Linked DNA regions of Homo sapiens: region 2 is linked to region 1. Evidence: chromatin loops called from intact Hi-C (ENCODE). Cell type or tissue: ovary. All regions are shown on one strand.

What was found. Peaks named below come from ENCODE experiments on the same cell type or tissue, not always from the same donor. Only the 100,000 strongest peaks of a DNase experiment are listed, where the experiment ranks them.
Region 2: a loop joins it to region 1, with 2.4 times the contacts of the local background. A loop is called at or near these places in 4 of 110 quality-filtered maps.

The regions. Positions count from the first base shown.
Region 1 is chr14:99,994,775-99,997,274 of GRCh38, reverse strand. It overlaps a transcript of EVL not described here. Among named protein-coding and RNA genes, the nearest start is that of EVL, 69 kb to the left of the region's middle. In ovary, no CTCF peak of the experiment used is centred here; a DNase peak (open chromatin) is centred at 1,314.
Region 2 is chr14:100,121,537-100,124,036 of GRCh38, reverse strand. EVL (Enah/Vasp-like) reads right to left here. Exons shown (of 14, transcript NM_016337.3): 4 at 435-498. Among named protein-coding and RNA genes, the nearest start is that of MIR342, 13 kb to the right of the region's middle. In ovary, no CTCF peak of the experiment used is centred here; no DNase peak of the experiment used is centred here.

The sequences.
Region 1 (2,500 bases):
CCTCAAAGCTTGGAATTCTCAATGAGAAGCTGGGCATTTACATTAGCCATACAAGAAATGCCAAAGGAGTTACACTTAGGCAAACAATTATTTTTGCAAGTGATTAAAAAAAGGAATGCGTAATAAAGATGGGAAATGACACAAACTGAAGGTCTACATCATGTAATAACAGAGTATCTAAAATTTCTGAGTTATGACATTTTGAGCAGTCCAGTCAGTACCGTGACTCTCAAGCTTGGAATTGCTAGTCTACAATTTCTAGCCAAATGGGTGTCACCTCATCACTCCGTGCCTCAGGTTCTTCCCCTATAAAAAGAGGGCAGTAGGCCGAGCGCAGTGGCTCACGTCTGTAATCCTGCACTTTGGGAGGCCAAGGCAGTTGGATTGCTTGAACTCAGGAGTTCGAGGCCAGCCTGGGCAACATGGCTAGATCCCATCTCTAAAAAAATACAGAAATCAGCCAGACACGGTGGCATGTGCCTATAGTCCCAGCCACTCTGGAGGCTGAGGTAAGAGGATCACTTGAGCCCAGGAGGTTGAGGCTGCAGTGAGCTGTGATTGTGCCACTGACCTCCAGCCTGGGTGACAGAGCTAGACCCTGCCTCAAAAAAAAAGGGGGAAGGGGGAAAAGAGAGTAGTAATCATACCTACCTCTTGGAGATATTGCAAAGATTAAATGAGATAATGTATGTTAACTGGTTAGAACAATGCCTGGCATGTAAAAATACTCAACAAATGAGTTATTTTTACTATTTATGTTAATTGAGAAATAGAATTGAAGTCCCCTTACCAAGTTGCACTTTTGAACTCAGAGTTCACATTTTATCACATTTCATGAACTATATAAAGGGATTAAATTAGTTCCCAGAGAAGGTTGACTCCAAAAGAGAGAGCACAGGAAGATGATGGAATAGAAAACACCAGATCCTCCTTCCCCTATGGAGATGAATTAACAATGTTAGATGGCCTCTGTGAGAAATCCAGAAACCAGTTAAGAGGTTTCTGTACCCCAAGTATGCCAAGAAGAACCTCATGAAAGCCAGCAGAAAAGTTCATGGCATATACTTTCCACAGCCTCTCCCCAGCACAGCATAGCACCATTGGAAAAAAAAAAAAAATCCCAAATCCCTTCTTTCTTGGATGAAAAGATAAAAGTAGAGCACACATTCAATGTTCTCACTTTGATGGGGTGGTGGGGGAGGGGGGAAGCTACCTGAGGGACTGGTTTCTTAACTGAATCTAAGACAGAAGTGGGCACCAGGTTGGAAGCCACTGAAAACAAAGATCACTGCAACTGGCTGTAGCACCAGAGAGTGTGCAGTACCACTGACAGACGCTAGGGAGAACTCCAGTACCAAGGCTTGCCACAGCACCAGAGAGGAAACAGTACCACAGATGGAAATCGGGAAGTGAAAATCCTGAGTACAAATAGGTAAACCTCAACTAGGGTATTACATGCATAGAGAAGACTCAACCCAAGAAAAGGCTTGAGAGTTCTCCAGATTATCTAGTAAAGTTGACTGGTGATGATCTCTCCCTGTACAAAGCCAGATTGTAAGGACTGGGAGGGGTGCTGTTTTTTCAAATACTCAAGTCTCAACAAAAGATAATAAGGTATACAAAGAAACAGGGAAACATGGCCCAATCAAAACCACAAGTTAAATCTCCAGAAACTAACCCTAAATAGATTTATATGAATTACCAAAGAATTCAAAATAGCCACTGTAAGGATGCTCAATGAACTAAAAGACAACACAGATAGAAAACTAAAGAAATCAGGAAAACAATGCATAAACAAAATGAGAATATCAACAAAGAAAAACTATGAAGAGCCAATTGAAAAATTAACTAGAGGGGTTCAAAAGCACTTAACTAGGCAGAGGACAGAACCACCGAACTCAAAGTCAAGACATTTGAAATTACTGAGTCAGAGGGATAAAACGAAAAAAGAATAAAGAAAGGTGAAGAGAACCTCAAAGAACTTATCGACTACCATCCAGTGAAATAACATGTAAATAATGGACATCTCAGAATACAAAGAAAAAGACAAAGAGGCAGAGAGCCTAAAACTTCTCAACTCTGAGGAAAGCCATGGAGACACAAATTCAAGGTTAAAAAAACTCCAAATAGAATAAATCCAGACACGCATACTAACACACGTAATAACCAAACTGCCAAAAGTCACAGACAAAAAGAGAATCCTGAAAGCAGCAAGAGAAAGGTGACTCTTCATGTATAAGGAAGCTCCTATAAGATTATCAAATAATTTCTAAGTAGGAATCTTGCAGGCCAGAAGGGAGTGGGATGATATATTCAAAGTGCTGAAAGGAAAAAATAACTGTCAAATAAGAATACTACATGCAGCAAAACTGTCCTTCAAAATGAAGGAAGGAGAAATGAAGACTTTTTTCCCTTCTTTCAGATAAATAAAAGCTGACACTAAACCTCCCCTACTAGAAATGCTAAAGGGACGTCAAGTTGAAATGAAAAGATGTTAAAT
Region 2 (2,500 bases), 130 kb before region 1:
GAAGCTCCATGGGGTGAGGGGGTTCATTCCTATGGTCCCTAGCCCCATCCCATGGGCGTGACTGCCCCAACAGGCTGAATCCCTCATGCCTGGACTGCCTCCTGCTACGTTGGGGAAGGGCAAGTGAGGCAACAAGGGAGCAGCACTTGGGCCCTGCTGGGTCACCCTGAGAGCCGTCCCGCTGGAGGTCAGCAGCACTCTCTGTAGAATGCCAGACTCCCACAGTCATTCCTGGTCTTGGTGTCCGGGACCAGCGGCTGCGCATCGGCCCCCTCTTTCTTCCTGGTCTGGCTTGCACCTTGCACCCTCCCGCAGTGTATGCCTCTAGGAGTCCTGGCCTTGGCTGCTGGTGCATCCTCACCCGCTGAAGGCACCCCTGGCCACCCAGCCTGATTGGGAGATGACCAGCCTGGCCCCTGCGGGTGCTGGGTTACCTTCTCTGGATGTCCATCTCATCAGGAGAGGGGCCATTCTGCACCTGACGCTGGCTGGAGGGGCCTGTGGGCAGAGAAGCACAGAAACAGTGTGGTTAGAGGAAGAAAGGCCCCAGCAAACCCAACTGGAGTGCTCTCTATCTCTGCCCACCTTCTGGCTGCAGAAGAGACATCCTTAAGAATCTTTTTAAATGTTGGCCTCACTCACACCTGTGCATCACTCACTCCATCTCCTCTCTCAATCACCCTCTCTCTCTCACGGCTCTTCATTCTGAACCAATAAATGAGACCCAAACTTTCACATGGTTAAAAATTAACCCTTTCAGTTACTGACCCTGCTCGCCTTCTCTCTCAAACTATCTTCTCACTGCTTCGACCTTCTTGCTGGCCACCACCCCCTCAACCCTTTAACATTGAATCTGGCCTCTTTACATCCCACCAGGATGTTCTAATTAAAATCAGCGGGGAACTGGGAATTGCCAAACCTAACAAGTCCACTTGATTCCACTTTCTGAGCAAAGGACTGACACTGACAGCTGGCGGATGTCTTGGTCAGAGTTAAAACCTGGGTGTGTCTGAGCTGAGGCCTATGCTTCTAGACCTGGGGTGACCCCTGCTGTCTACAAAGGGTGTCTGGAGCTGCGGGTGGGAAGGAGCCAGACCCTGCCCTTGCTCCCCTTGTTCTAGACTGGTGTGGAACTTTCTGGCCACACCCTGCCCTGGACCCTGAAGGAGGGACCCCGGCATAGGCGAAGTCTGCTGTGCAGACCTCCTGTTCAGAGGAGGCTGGAGCTGGGGCCTGTGCAGGGCTTCCCATGCTGTGCCACAGTTAAGCTTCTGCCGCCACCTAAGAAAGAGCTGACTGTTCCTTCTCTGCCAGCTCAGGTGTCACTAGGGAACTGCAGAGAGTCGCAGTGACTGGGAGAGGGACTCTGGGCAGGCTGCTCTCATACCTCCCTGACAAGATGGGGAAGTGGCTTTGTTTCTGCCGCAGGATGGGGTCACAGCAATATTCAAGTTACAACTGCACTGATGATGTGGGGACAGCCCTGTTCCCTCCTACTTCATAGAGGACCAAGGTCTTAGTGGTTCTTCCCTCCTTGTTCTCAAGAAACAGAAGGAATGAATATGTGAACATTATTACCAGAGCAACGTCCAGGCACTTTTTAAAATTTAATGTTAAATTTAACTCTAATTCTCACAGCCCTATAAGAAGGCTCCCATAAGGACTTGTAACAGCTGGGAAGCCAGGCCCAGAAAGGCTAAATGGCTTGCCCAAGGTCTTACATACAGCAAGTGGCAGATGCAAACCAACTGCAAATGCCACGTTCTTTCTTAAACTCAATCAGACAGTGGTGTCAGATTGAGACCAGCTTGAAGAAAGAAGGATGAATGTGGCAGACTCATAAGCTGCCCTTGGATGGTGTGCAAGGTGCTGTGGGCATGTGTCCCCCCGCCCCCTGACTGCCACTCATCCTGGCTGAGGCGGGAGGGATTCCTGGCGTTTCAGCTCCACGTCCGGGACTTGCACCTGAGCTGCTCTGCTGTGAGCTTGGCACAGGCTTTGGGCTCTGGCTTGGACAACTGGACATCTGCCTTGTTCTAAGACCGGGTCTCAACGGCTGAGTTCACTCCTGGATCTGGATTTTGTCCTTCTGGGAGCTGAGTCCCTGTCCCAGCGACCCTGTCTAGCATTTGGTCTGAGGGTTGGCCCTGCCCTAGGATGGAGGCCTTTCCACGCTTGGGCTCCACCAGCTGTCGCAAGATCCTTCTGTGTCTGTGGTCTGGCCTTGCCCAGGTCACTGTAACTGTTTTCCACCCTTGTCAGGACCCCGATGGCAGCCAGCTGCCCACACACAGGCCTGTGTGGTTGTGTGCTTTGGATTCCCCATTTTGCCTGCTGGGCTGACGTCCTCCCAACACCCTCCCAACCTGTTTCTCCAGAGGCTGGGAAAGTCTAATAGGAGCCCTGGCCCTTCCAGAGGGCTCTGGCCCCTGCACCTAAGACCTGATTAAAAATTGGCTGGAGTTTTAGACCCGACAGAGCAGGAAAGGATAACACTTGA